Regions from separate parts of the Homo sapiens genome. Here all the other regions are linked to region 3. The links are chromatin contacts, found by Hi-C or POLR2A ChIA-PET in ENCODE. All regions are on one chromosome and are shown on one strand. The core of a region is the stretch at or near the end of the contact, and the rest is flanking DNA. Distances in the headings are between cores, read along the strand shown.

Evidence for each region. A loop is a pair of places that touch in the nucleus more often than their neighbours do. ChIA-PET counts read pairs that join two places held with the same protein, here RNA polymerase II (POLR2A). Pooled maps may share reads with other maps.
Region 1: a pooled map shows a loop between it and region 3 (6-fold over the local background). The contact joins the promoter of CNN3 here to the promoter of GCLM in region 3. A Hi-C loop is called at or near these places in 1 of 37 single-sample maps with no recorded cell type and 5 of 50 pooled maps. POLR2A ChIA-PET finds 5 or more read pairs at or near these places in 1 of 52 experiments (activated CD4-positive, alpha-beta T cell).
Region 2: a loop to region 3 is called in a map of naive thymus-derived CD4-positive, alpha-beta T cell, with 6 times the contacts of the local background. The contact joins the promoter of TLCD4 here to the promoter of GCLM in region 3. A Hi-C loop is called at or near these places in 1 of 168 maps with a recorded cell type or tissue (naive thymus-derived CD4-positive, alpha-beta T cell) and 5 of 50 pooled maps. POLR2A ChIA-PET finds 5 or more read pairs at or near these places in 1 of 52 experiments (activated CD8-positive, alpha-beta memory T cell).

The regions. Positions count from the first base shown.
Region 1 is chr1:94,925,363-94,929,913 of GRCh38, reverse strand. It overlaps CNN3 (calponin 3), which reads left to right and starts at 2,804. Exons shown (of 7, transcript NM_001839.5): 1 at 2,804-3,076. The coding sequence starts at 3,020. CNN3-DT (CNN3 divergent transcript) reads right to left here and starts at 3,554. Exons shown (of 3, transcript NR_168377.1): 1 at 3,174-3,554. RefSeq lists silencers at 2,287-3,166, 3,267-3,696.
Region 2 is chr1:95,114,172-95,118,754 of GRCh38, reverse strand. It overlaps TLCD4 (TLC domain containing 4), which reads right to left and starts at 1,400. Exons shown (of 7, transcript NM_152487.3): 1 at 1,138-1,400. TLCD4-RWDD3 (TLCD4-RWDD3 readthrough) reads right to left here and starts at 832. Exons shown (of 8, transcript NM_001199691.1): 1 at 664-832. RefSeq lists silencers at 910-959, 1,040-1,319, 1,247-1,393 and a cis regulatory region at 2,648-3,175.
Region 3 is chr1:93,907,989-93,912,441 of GRCh38, reverse strand. It overlaps GCLM (glutamate-cysteine ligase modifier subunit), which reads left to right and starts at 3,012. Exons shown (of 7, transcript NM_002061.4): 1 at 3,012-3,404. The coding sequence starts at 3,279. It overlaps LOC124904221 (a long non-coding RNA gene), which reads right to left and starts at 2,850. Exons shown (of 2, transcript XR_007066230.1): 1 at 2,288-2,850. RefSeq lists an enhancer at 2,489-2,648 and silencers at 2,689-2,928, 3,139-3,498, 3,549-3,598.

The DNA.
Region 1 (4,551 bases), core at 1,555-4,054, 1.0 Mb before region 3:
GGCTGAGTGGGCTCACAGGTGTGAACTAAGAGGCAAAATGGTGGCATTTAACTGGTACTCATATATGACCTTCTTCTAGGAACACTTGACTAGTAAGCGAAGAATGCCTCAAGTGAGCATGCGTACAACCTCAGTTAACACACTGAGCATGTGGTCCCTCCCAAGTGCTGGCAGGCCACTGCACATGCAGACAGCCCACCTCAAGGGAAGAATCAGGGGAAAAGGGACACAACCCCCTGGAAGCATGCCAATGTATAAAACCCCAAGTCAAAGGTCAAGCAGCGCACTTGAATCTCTCAAGTTGCCCGCCTGGCCCTCTTCCAAGTGTACATTACTTCGTTTCATTCTTGCTCTAACTTTCACTCCTGCTCTAAAACGTGCCTTGGCCTCTCCCTCTGCCTTATGCCTCTCGGTAGAATTCTTTCTTTGGAGGAGGCAAGAATTGAGGTTGCTGCAGACCCATACAGATTTGCTGCTGCTAACACACTTTGGTGCATGAGACTCAGATACATTCCCTAGTGCTAACAACAGCATTACGTATTCTTACACAATGAGTTAAATTAGAAACGAAGGAAGTCTCTGGAGTACTGATGGAATCCAAGAGGACCAACAATATTTAAATAGTAAGTTCCAGTGGCAATGTCAGAAAGAACTTCAAGTACCTTAGGGAGGATAACAGTTGATCAAACAAACAAATGTAGAAAATTTCATGTTTACTTTAAAGTCACGTAAGTGTACAATGGCATTAAGTACATTTACAATGTTGTGTGACCACTGTCACTACCCATCTTCAAAACTTTTTCATCATCCAAAACTGAAATCCTGCACTCCTTAAAAAATAACTCCCCCTAAACAATAAAATTCATGGTTTTCAAGACAAAATACAATTCTTGAACATTTTACAATAAGCTAAAGTAGATTAAAATGACTTTGAGCATACAACAGGAGCAGTCAGGCTTAGATTGCTGCAAAAAGGCTTTGCAGGCTGGACACCATGATTTGTACCTCAAATCTGGCTGCTATTTCCCACACTCCTAGGTCCCAAAGAAATGTGGGTGAGGTCCTGCGGTTGACACACCGTCACTGTCATACTACTGGAAAAACAGCCCAAACTGTTAGCCTCAATGATATTGGGTCAATTGTGTCATCTTCGTGTGGGAAGAATGCCCTAATTATCATTACTCCCTTTGGACAAAATTAGCAAGTCATTTATAAATCATTTCACTTTCCTCCCTATTTGCCTCCTCCCGCTTCCTTCAGGTTCCATCCCTCAAAGTCATTGGGAAAAGCCTTGCAAACTGGATAGCAGTTTTGTGCATTTCCGGTTCAAGCTGCCTTACTCACTTTTTTTTTTTAATTTAAAAAAACTTTGGATTTTTTGTAGAGACAGGATCTTGCTATGTTGCCCAGGATGTTCCTGAACTCCAGGCCTCAAGCAATCCTCCCACCTCGGTCTCCCAAAGTGCTAGGATTACAGGCATGAGCCACCACACCTGGTTCACCTTACTCACTTCTATTCCAGGACGGTTCAACTATGATGTTTTGGCTCCTCTTCTCAAGCAGCTTTCCACACCTGGTTCCATGATCTCTTCTGGCACAGTAGCTGGTATTTGGCAAACATAGGTTTCATCCTGGGATCTCAGGGATTGAAATCTGTCCTAGGTGTGCACCAGAAAGTGGTGGCAAGAGATGAAGCTTCGGAGGAGGCTGACCTCGGCCAGGATTCTTAAGTCTCAAAGTTTCAGCTTTCTCACCCCTCAACGGACATGAAATCTACCTATTTGTAACTCCAGGGAAGTAAATGAGATAATGTTTGGAAGATATCTAGTCTACCAGCTGCTCAGGCGGGGGGCGAAGGTTCTGTTCCCTGTCCCTTCTCTATCAAATGGCTTTAAAATCAGAAGAAAGTATTACGGGTAGGAAATGGGACTGCGAAAAAAATGGAGGCTGATTCTGGCCTAAAGGATACTTATCTCTATACAAAGGGCTTCTGATTCAAAGAGGCCCCGGGATTCAAAAACACAAGCAGAGCTACACCACGTGGGGTTTGGGACGAGCTGAATTCCGGATAAAGATGCCTGTAAAGAGGAGTTGATGCGAATCCAGAAAAGCACTTGAAATGCCCAGGCTTTGCATGGCACATTCCCCAGGATTTTTTCGCACCGCATTTAGAGGTTTAGACGGAGTGAGCTCGAATCAGGCCAAAAGCCTTAGGTTACTCCTGGGCGGCAGCGGGGCAGAGGTCAGATCAACAGGTGTGGAAGGCTGCGAGGTGAGGGAAGAAGCAGGTGTCGGTGGAGGCCCCAGTTCCTCCGGCCCAGAGGCTCCAACGCTGCTATTGGTGTTCCAGCAGCGGGCGGAGGGGTCCTGCCCGGCATCTGGGCGCGCTGGGCCCAGAGCCCGGGAGGAGGCAGACGGAGGCGGCGGGTCAGCGGCGGGCCAGCCCCGGTGGGCTTCCGCTCCCCTCCGCCGGCCCGGTCCGGCCCGCCGCGGAGGATGCCTGGAGGTTGACGTGAATGGCCTGTGGCTGGGAAGCCCCCAGGCGCCCTGCCTAGCCCGGGGGCGGGGCCGCCTAGCCGCCGGCCCCGGTGGCGTGAGGGCTGGGGCGGGGGCCGGGGACCTCGCGGGGAGGGAGCGGGAGGGAAAGCGGCCCCCGCGGCCCTTCAATTGGCCGCACCGCCCCTCGGCGCAGAGGCGGGAGGAGGCGGCCCTCCATTGGTCGGGCCCGGCGGCCAATCCTCGAAGGCCCAGGCGGAGGCGGGGGCGGCCTGTGGGGAACCGAGGTGCGGGCGGCGAGCGAGGCAGCCGGGTGCTTCGCAGCGGAGCTCGAGGCTCTGTAGCACCCAGTTGGACCCAGTCGCCCAGGCACCGCCCGCGCCCCGCGGCCGTCTCCTGCGCCTCCCAGAGGAGGGAGTTCGAGCATCCCCCGCGGCGGCCACTCCTCGGGGCCAGGAGCGGGGAAGCGAAGTGCGAGAGACCCCGGACCCCAGCGCTGTCTCTTCCCGCCGCCCGAACCACCATGACCCACTTCAACAAGGGCCCTTCCTATGGGCTCTCGGCCGAAGTCAAGAACAAGGTACGCCTGGCTCGGGCGGGCGCGGGGGCCCCCGGGGCACCCTTGGGCTGGCCTGGCGCTGGGCCGTGCTTCGTTTGCTCTTCGCGCTGTGGCTCACCGTTTTCCTGGAGAGGGGCCGTCGAGGCGGCGCGAGCGTCTCTGCCTGTCCCGGTCGCGTCCAGTCCCCGGGCTTGCGGGGCCGGCTCCCGGGCACCCGCCTGGCTTTGTTCCCGCGCCGTGGGACAGGACTAGTGGCTGGCGGTGGGTTCCCGGGCGCCTGGAGTCCCGCGGCGCCAGCCTTTCCGGCTGCGGGGGTCTCGGGGGCCGTTTGGTGACTGCAGAACGCGCCCTCCGGGAAGGGGGCGCTCCTGCGTGGCCACTCGCCCTTAGGCGGAGCCCGTCTGCGCGGCCAGGGACCCGGCGAGCCGCTGCCGCAGCCCCCGCCATCTGCCCGGGCCCCGGGTGCTGGCGGACTCCGCGCCTCCCCACGGGGAGAGAGACCGCCTAATGTCCCGCCGACCCCAGGGGCCCCGAGGAACGGAAGCCGGTCCGGGACCCATCACAGTCTCCGATCTCGGTGCCTGGGAGGCATTTGGAGGCAGATTGCTGCTGCTGCTTCTGCTGTTGCTTTTGCGGGAAATGGAGACAAAGCCTGAGCGCGCCACTGTGCGAGTGATATCTGCTTAGGCTTGAGACTTTTTATGAAACACTGAGAAGTTTGAAGTACATTAGACTTTCACGACATAAAGGATTATTTTTGTGGGTTGCTTTTGTTTGGGGCTTGTTTGCTGAGGCGGCTTATAGTTTGGAGCGATTGGGATTTGGTGACGCTCAGCTTTGCCACTGAGCCCAAGAATGCGTTAGGTTTATCTTTAGGACTTTTGGCCTGGGAAAGAGATGAGAGGCGTCCCCCTCCCCAAATCCTCTCCTTCCTTCCTCCCTCCCTGCATTCCAAGCCCATGACATCAGGGGTTTCTGGGGGGAGAGACCAGCCAATCGGCGCGGAACTGTGCACAGAACGCTCATTGTCTCCTTTCTGCTGTTCTGGCCAAAGCGCCACAAAGGAGGGCTGCCTGTGGTTTAATTCCCATTAACCTCCCGGGAGCCCAAGCATGTCAGGATTGCCACCGCACCGTCCGACCGCTGGTGGAAGGCACTGGCATTGTCAGAGCTGGAACATCCCGGGGCTGCGGGGGTAGGCGGTGTGAAGCGAATTATGTAAAGAGGTAATGAAGCGCACCGTTGTCAAACCCCAAGGGAGAGTTGTGGCTCTTGTCTCCCGCTGTTAGTCTGCACATCATACTGTCTTTGAAGCAAGGAGTTGATTTTAGTCTATGTATCTAAAGTTGAAATGTTTAGGTCCTTTACCTTTTCAAACGTGTTGCCCGTATTAGACAACAGTTTGCTAACAATTTTTTTAGAGAGCAGAAAGGTGAATGGTTTGTGTATGATTGAGTGCAAACCTCACCAACTGAAAAGTTTGTAACAAGTTACTG
Region 2 (4,583 bases), core at 151-2,650, 1.2 Mb before region 3:
GCACAATTAAAAGGGAGCTGGGATTCTCTAACTTATTACCTTAATCGGCTACACAAAGATGAAGCTACATTTCAATCGACACCATGCGCTGGCACGGGAGTAACTCACTTAAAACACCACAATCCAAGGTCAATTTTTCTCAACTCCATTTATGACTGCGTAAAGATTTTATTAAATCTTTTTTCCTATTTCACACATCAATTCCTAGGGTCCACACAAACTCTTCCATCTTCTCCAAACTGGTATTTGGATTAAACATTATCCAAGATCAGTCTTTAAAGTAAATTTCATAATTTCATATAAAAGTGTGCACCACATTAACACTCAAATGTGTGTACAATTAAAAATATACAGACCAGCAACAGCGACTCTTAAATGAATTTAGACTCAAAGTGTTTTCACAGAGGTTTTTCTGCCGTCTTGGAGGGGTAGGAAACTGCTGGCATTACGAATCCCATTTCATGGCTGGGTAAACCGAGGCACTTAGGGGTTACAGAGGTAAAGATGGAAATAGAAACCAATTTCTCCCTCCGACTCTACGCCTGGTCCCTTCCCACTAGACTTTTCAGCACTCAGTGGCTAAAAATGGGACCCACTTGAGAACTGCAAGGGTAAATAAGAGCTACTTGTTTCAGAAGGTGGCGGCGGGGGAGGGGGACTTACCCACTTGATGCGCCCGATTGTGTGTGGGCTCTAACAAGAAAGCTCTCCCTGGATGCCCAAAGGTTTGCACCCACCCGCTTTAAGCTCAGACCCGAGAGGCACCGCCAGGCAGACAGGGCAGCCGGAATCGTGCAGCCCGAGAAACGCGAGAGGAATGCGGGGCGCCCGGGCGGCGCGGGGGCCGCGGGCCCCGGGACACCATTTGCTCCCGGAGCGACGCCGTGGCCCGCCGGGCGGGGACGATGCTGAGCCTTCCGCACACACCTGCCGGAGCCCGCCCGGGAGCCCCGGGCCGCCTCCCGCGCGCCGGACGCCCACCCAGCCTCCAGGCGCAGGAGCTCTCGGCCGCGCTAGGCCAGGGGCGGGAAGCCGCGGCACCCCTCTCCGCGGGCTGCGCTTGGCGGCTGGCGCGGGGGAGCCGCGGGGCGAGGCAAGCCCGCCTTCCTCCCCAACCCCCCCTCCAAACGGCGTCACCTGTGCCGGGTCCCGGGGCGAGTCGCGCGCGGGCGGCGGCTGCGCCGAGCCGGGAGAGGGCGGCGGGTGTCTACAGGAGTCTGCTCATCCGGGCCGGCCCGAGGGCTGGCGCTGGCCAGTGCCGCCCGGTGAGATGCTCACGGGAGCCAGGGAAGCCGCGGGTTCCGGGCCGCTTGGAGGTGCAGTCGCGGAGGCTCCAGCTACCGCGGCGGCCGTCGCGCCCGCCCGGACTGCGGGCTCGGGTTACCGCAGAGCTGCTCCTTAAAGGGGCCGCGGCCGCTCGGGCTCCGGCTCCCGCTCCGGGCGGCTCCGACCCTGGCCAAAGTGGGCGGGGCCCCGAGGCGGGCCGCCGAGCAGACCTTCTTGCCCTGGAACTTGGGTCCCGGAAAGAGCCCAAAAACCCTAACACCCGAAGTCGCAGCGGAGAGATCCTGGAAGCTCACACCTTGCCAAGGGCAGAGGGTGCAATTCCCGGGTTTTCCAAAGCAAGTCACAAAACTTGCCAGCGGGGGAACTGTGTGAGCCCGCCCCCGCAGCGGTCAGTACCTGGGCTAGCCACGTAACAAAAAATCTTCTTAAATTATGAATTTACATTCTGCCTTAAATGCTCAAATACTGGGGACTTCATGGTTAGATCATCAGAAAAGAGATGAAAAGGCAACTGCTGGTTTTTCTTGCCACGTCTGACACGGCCACACTCGAGTCCCGCCAGTTCTTCTTTGGGGCTGCAGGTGCATACCAAACTGGTAGGGGGCGCGTGTAGAAGAAGCGTGTTCTCTCCAGCACCACCTCCAGAATTCCTGAAAAACACCCTCATGGGTGCACCAGCACTACACCTACACCCGGAACCCCTCTGTTGTCGGGGTGTGGAAGTTGGATTTGAATATTTGGTGCTGGCTGAGAATTCCAAGTTGCCTAGTAGATAAAGTTTGACATTAAATAGATGTTCTGACCTGTTATATACAGCCCCAAAAGCCTCCAAGTGATCTGCATCAACCAGAGATAATTGTCTGAAACAAAACAAAATAACAAAGAGGTATACTCATGCATTATAATTCGCAGAGAGCAATCACAAGGCCTTTTCTTGAAAAGAGGTAAGTTCTAAATAAATAATTTGTAAACACTATCATTGATAACAGGATATTTATTTCTAAGAAATGTCAATAGAGCTAACATATTTGATCTACTATATACATGCGCAGAAAGACACACATATCTGCCGCAGATTTAGACCAGAAAATATATACACAAAAGCTCATATAAGCTGTCCATGTTTATTTTCAAGAGAGGGCAATAGAATTTAAATCAGAACCTGGAATTCTGTCAGTTTATTAGAGTTGTGTGCCTTTAGCTAACTGAACCTCACTGAGGCTCAATTTCTTCATCTTTAAAATGGTAATAATAATTCATAGTGACTCTGAAGACCTGGACTGATGTGGAAAAGACAAAATCTATACCACAGAACAGGGAGGGACAGAAACCTGCCCTGCAGTCAAGCAGAGAGAAAGATCTTTCAGGCCCCCAAATGCGTGTTCCCCTTTTTCTCCCCAAGACTCTCAGGATGTACCAGGGCTCCAGTGCTCTTTGAACCACACGGTGTCCCATCATAGTCCCTTCACAATATGTGCAGTACCTGACAACTTTGGTTTGCGCAATAGCTACCTTGTGCACTCACATAGCTATTTCATAACTCTCTGTGGGCAGGATGGTTATATGTGAACATCTGTGAAGTCAGCCCAGAAAATACCAATTTCACAGTGTCCTCTCAAGAGTCTGTATCAACACTACCTCCTACAGAAACTCTCCCATGCTAGTCTCTGGTGGCTGATAGTAGCTCTGTTCTTTCCTGATAAATGCACCATCATTATCTTTGATATGCATAATTCTCTAACACCAACAGCAGTAACCAAAGCCAGGTAAACCCACAGAAATCCACTATACTCTATGTCCCACTATATTCCTTCATATTAGGCCTCTACAAATGCCTCATGAAAACTGCAAGATTGTTTTTGAGATTGTACAGAACATATAAGTTAATATATCAAGGACAAGGCCTGAGCTATGAGAGGAATTCAGTAAATAGTAGTTGAATGTTGCAAGTTTTAAGCTAATTAAAACTCAGTGACCTTAGGAGGTAGAAGAATACATCAACTGTATTTTTTCCTGAAAAATTCAGGGTAGCTTAATCTCTTTAAAAATATCCAGTTCATGGCTGGGTGCAGTGGCTCACGCCTGTAATCCCAGCACTTTGGGAGGCTGAGGCGGGCAGATCACCTGAGGTTGAGAGTTCGAGACCAGCCTGACCAACATGGAGAAACCCTGTCTCTACTAAAAATATAAAAAATTAGCCAGGCATGGTGGTGCTTGCCTATAATCTCAGCTACTCGAGAGGCTGAGGTAGGAAAATCGCTTGAACCTGGGAGGCAGAGGTTGTGTGAGCCGAGCTCACACCATAGCACTCCAGCCTGGGCAATAAGAGCGAAACTCTGTCTCAAAAACAAACATATATATTATATATATATATATATAATGTGTATATATATATATCCAGTTCATTAAATCTGTATTATTAATTGTTTCACCAATATTCCCTTTCCAAGGATACTTTCTCAGAATTCTGTATTTACCATATGAAGTTTTTCTGCATTTTAAATGGGATGTATAAAGACCGAATTGCACTTTTTATATTGTTATTCACTGAAACAGTTCAAGCAAACAGATCAGAGAAATGAAAGTATTTATCCACACTTGAAATGGGCAACAAATACAAAAACTCTTTTTTTTTTTTCTTTGAGACAGAGTCTTGCTCTGTTGCCCAGGCTGGAGTGCAGTGGTGCCATCTCGGATCACTGCAACCTCCGCCTTCCAGTTTCAGATCTCGTGCTTCAGCCTCCCGAATACCTGGGATCACAGGCATGCACCACCATGCTTGGCTAATTTTTGTATTTCTAATAGAGACGGGGTTTCACCATGTTGGCTAGGCCGGTCCCGAACTGCTGACCTCAAGTGATCCACCCACCTCGACTTCCCAAAGTGCTGGGATTACAGGCTACCATGTCCAGCCAAAAACTGTTTTAAATGAAGTAAGTTTTCCTGATGAATTTATTTTCCAAAATTCTTAATCTTCTGAATAGAACCAATTGTTTGAAAAACTAAGACCAAAAGCTGTTTTTTTTCTAAAAATTATAATTAAAGCAAAAATATTTTGAGAAGTTGCCTTAATTCTCCACTCTGCTCTGTTAGTGAAGATACAAACTAAATGACGCCAAACATTTTGATCAGAAAGGCTGAATTACTAAAAAATGAATAACCCCAAGCACTACTTTTTCCTGTGTTGGTAGTTTTAGTGTATTAAGAGTGTTTGTAGTTTTATAAGTGTTTAAAAATACTTTCACCAGGCACACTGGCTTATGTCTGTAATCCCAAGTGCTTTGGGAGACTGAGGC
Region 3 (4,453 bases), core at 1,763-4,262:
GGATGAGACGGACCTCTTCAAGGAGAACTACAAACCACTGCTCAACAAAATAAAAGAGGACACAAACAAACGGAAGAACATTCCATGCTCATGGATAGGAAGAAACAATAGTGTGAAAATGGCCATACTGCCCAAGGTAATTTATAGATTCAATGCCATCCCCATCAAGCTACCAATGACTTTCTTCACAGAATGGGAAAAAACTACTTTAAAGTTCATATGGAACCAAAAAAGAGCCTGCATTGCCAAGACAATCCTAAGCAAAAAGAACAAAGCTGGAGGCATCATGCTACCTGACTTCAAACCATACTACAAGGCTACAGTAACCAAAACAGCATGGTACAAAAGAGAGATACAGACCAATGGAACAGAATAGAGGCCTCAGAAATAACACCACACATCTACAACCATCTGATCTTTGACAAACCTGACAAAAACAAGAAATGGGGAAAGGATTCCCTATTTAATAAATGGTGCTGGGGAAATTGGCTAGCCATATGTAGAAAGCTGAAACTGGATCCCTTCCTTACACCTTATACAAAAATTAATTCAAGATGGATTAAAGACTTAAATGTTATACCTAAAACCATAAAAACCCTAGAAGAAAACCTAGGAAATACCACTCAGGACATAGGCATGGGCAAGGACTTCATGACTAAAACACCAAAAGCAATGGCAACAAAAGCCAAAATAGACAAATGGGATCTAATTAAACTAAAGAGCTTCTGCACAGCAAAAGAAACTACCATCAGAGTGAACAGGCAACCTACAGAATGGGAGAAAATTTTTGCAATCTACCCATCTGACAAAGGGCTAATATCCAGAATCTACAAAGAACTTAAATTTACAAGAAAAAATCAAACAACCCCATCAAAAAGTGGGCAAAGTATATGAACAGACACTTTTCAAAAGAAGACATTTATGCAGCCAACAGACACATGAAAAAATGCTTATCATCACTGGTCATCAGAGAAATGCAAATCAAAACCATAATGAGATACCATCTCACACCAGTTAGAATGGCAATCATTAAAAAGTCAGGAAACAACAGGTGCTGGAGAGGATGTGGAGAACTAGGAACACTTTTACACTGTCAGTGGTAGTGTAAACTAGTTCAACATTGTGGAAGACAGTGTGGTGACTCCTCAAGGGCCTAGAACTAGAAATACCATTTGACCTAGCGATCTCATTACTGGGTATATACCCAAAGGATTATAAATCATGCTACTATAAAGACACATGCACAGGTATGTTTATTTTGGCACTATTCACAATAGCAAAGACTTGGAACCAACCCAAATGTCCATCAATGATAGACTGGATTAAGAAAATGTGGCACATACACACCATGGAATACTATGCAGCCATCAAAAAGGATGAGTTCATGTCCTTTGTAGGGAATGGATGAAGCTGGAAACCATCATTCTGAGCAAATTGTCGCAAGGACAGAAAACCAAACGCTGCATGTTCTCACTCATAGGTGGGAATTGAACCATGAGAACACTTGGACACAGGGTGGGAAACATCACACACTGGGGCCTGTCATGGGGTGGGGGGTTGGCGGAGGGATAGCATTAGGAGAAATACCTAATGTAAATAACGAATTAATGGGTGCAGCAAACCAACATGGCACTTGTATACATATGTAACAAACCTGCACATTGTGCACATGTACCCTAGAACTTAAAGTATTATAAAACAAAAAGTATAGACAAATCTTATTCAATCTTGAGTTCAGAAGATAGTTATATCGGGTTTCATTATAGTATTCTTGCTATTTTTGTATATGTTGGAATTATTTACAACAAATGTTAATTGTATGTTACAGTGCATCAAAATGTGTTTAAGTAGTGGTGGTGCTTGTGGGTAGCTCTTTCACTATAATAAAAAATCAATATCCAAAAAAAAAAAAAAAAAGCAGCGCAAGCTCGTTCAATGAACTCTTACCATCATTCATTCAGCCAACAAATATTTACTCAACATCAGGCTCAATTTCTAACTTCCTAGAAAGATCTTTTTTCCCATCCCTCCCCTAATTCTTACCATTTTACCAACTGGTTCATCTCTCTTTTCAATAGCTATATTGTCCCCGCTTATAATGAGAATCTCATTTTGCCTTTAATAATCTGATTCACCTCAACGAATGTGAAAGATTGTTGAGGAAAGCTCAATACATGTTCAATTTGATGTTTATACCGAGTCCACCACCACACGTGAAATTTAATAGGGGTAAATAATCTCGACCACCTCTAAAGGGGTGGGTGATAAAAGCTTTCTGTGATCTCACCGGCTCAAGTGTCCTCTTTAATCTGAATTCATCTGGAGAATAACTGCCCTATGATGTTCTTATAAAATTACTTGTTTCCTGTGCTTAGAACTTGTCTCTGGGTAGAGTGTACGCGTCTCAAGGGCAAAGACTCAGTCTTGTTCGTTGACTTCACACACTGCCAGCAAATAATGTGAATCAATAGACCTTTAACGGATGAAGAAAAATTAGCAGTTTGGGAGAAGGTCCTTGAAGGTAGCAAAGCGAAAAGAAGAAGGGGGCGCTTGCGCATAAACAGCTGCTTCTGAGAACGAAAACTACGTAGCATTTCCGAGTCCCGGTGGCCGCTCAGGCTGCCCTTTAAAGAGACGTGTAGGAAGCCCACCCTGGGGCGGCCGTGGGCGGAGCCGCGACCTGAACGCCGGGAGACCTCACCAGGCGGAGGCGGTGTCTACCTCACCAGGCGGAGGCGGTGTCTGCCTCGCGCTGTCCTCTGACCGCCAGGGGGAGCCCTGCCGCGCGCTGCGCTCCGGGCCGCGCCGCCACGCTCTCTCGACCCGCGCGCCCGCCGCGCACCACCCGTCGCCACGCCCGCCGCAGGCCAAGGGCCAGTCACTTGCGGGCCGGCGTCCCGCAGCCCATTCGCGCCCCGCCCCTGCCCCGCCGCGGGATGAGTAACGGTTACGAAGCACTTTCTCGGCTACGATTTCTGCTTAGTCATTGTCTTCCAGGAAACAGCTCCCTCAGTTTGGAATCAGCTCTCCCGCTGCGGCCGCAGTAGCCGGAGCCGGAGCCGCAGCCACCGGTGCCTTCCTTTCCCGCCGCCGCCCAGCCGCCGTCCGGCCTCCCTCGGGCCCGAGCGCAGACCAGGCTCCAGCCGCGCGGCGCCGGCAGCCTCGCGCTCCCTCTCGGGTCTCTCTCGGGCCTCGGGCACCGCGTCCTGTGGGGCGGCCGCCTGCCTGCCCGCCCGCCCGCAGCCCCTTCGCTGCGCGGCCCCTGGGCGGCCGCTGCCATGGGCACCGACAGCCGCGCGGCCAAGGCGCTCCTGGCGCGGGCCCGCACCCTGCACCTGCAGACGGGGAACCTGCTGAACTGGGGCCGCCTGCGGAAGAAGTGCCCGTCCACGCACAGCGAGGAGGTGAGCGTGGCGACACTCGCCGCGGGGCTCCCGGGGCAGGCCTCGGGCGGGGCCGGGCGGTTCCGGCAAGGGAGAAGCGCCCGCGGGCGAGGGAGGGTGGCAGGGCCTCGCGCGCACCTGGGCTCCGCCCGCGGTCAGATGCTGAGGCCAGTGTCGACGCGACCTTGGGTCCAAACCCGCTGCCGAGGGCAACGCGTCTAAAAAACTTAGCCGGTGCAGCTGCGCACTGAGTGACACCTCTCTCGGTGCTTAAGGCTGGTAGCAAAACTCTCAAACATCCTGGGTCCCTCTTCCTGGCACGGAGGTCACAGAGGGCCAGGACGTCGCTCCGTCTCTCTCCACATCTCTCGCTTCCTTCCCCCACCCTGTCCAGGTAAAGGAATATTTTCGGAGATTATCCTTTGGTGCATTCAGATGAAGTAGTATTCATAGTACACCTAACTTTTAGAATGTTGACATTAGACTCTCTATTGCAGTGAGGCAAATGAGTAAGCACTCAATTTTGGCTTTGGAATACCCTAAATACCCTGACTTTAGTCATTACACATTTTATGCACTTATCTGTGCGTCTATGTATGCTTTATCAGTACACATTCTATGCATGTAACAATATCATTGTACATTCTATGCATGTAACAGAATATCACATGTGCCCCATAAATATGTACAAATATAATCTATCAATTCAAAAATTAAAGTTTTGTAAAAACTGGAAAATAAAAAGACTAGTCACTAGTTGGAGGTGACAGAGATTAATCTGGAATTACAAACTTGTTACCTATTTGTTGGCCATTTCTGAGCGGATAGTCATCCACTGCACATTGTGCATATTGGTGGTATGGGACAATTTTAGTATTTAAAAAATAACAAAATCTTTAGATTTAGGAGCTATATGACTTTGGAAAATTACTTTAAAGTTGGATAATAACACCTTCCTCATCAGGTTGTTGTGAGAATTAAGAGGTAATATATGAAAACGCTCACCATGCAGGCATCTATCTCCCTGTCATCTGGTTCCATCAGAAAGATAAATCTTAATTAAGAGAAAA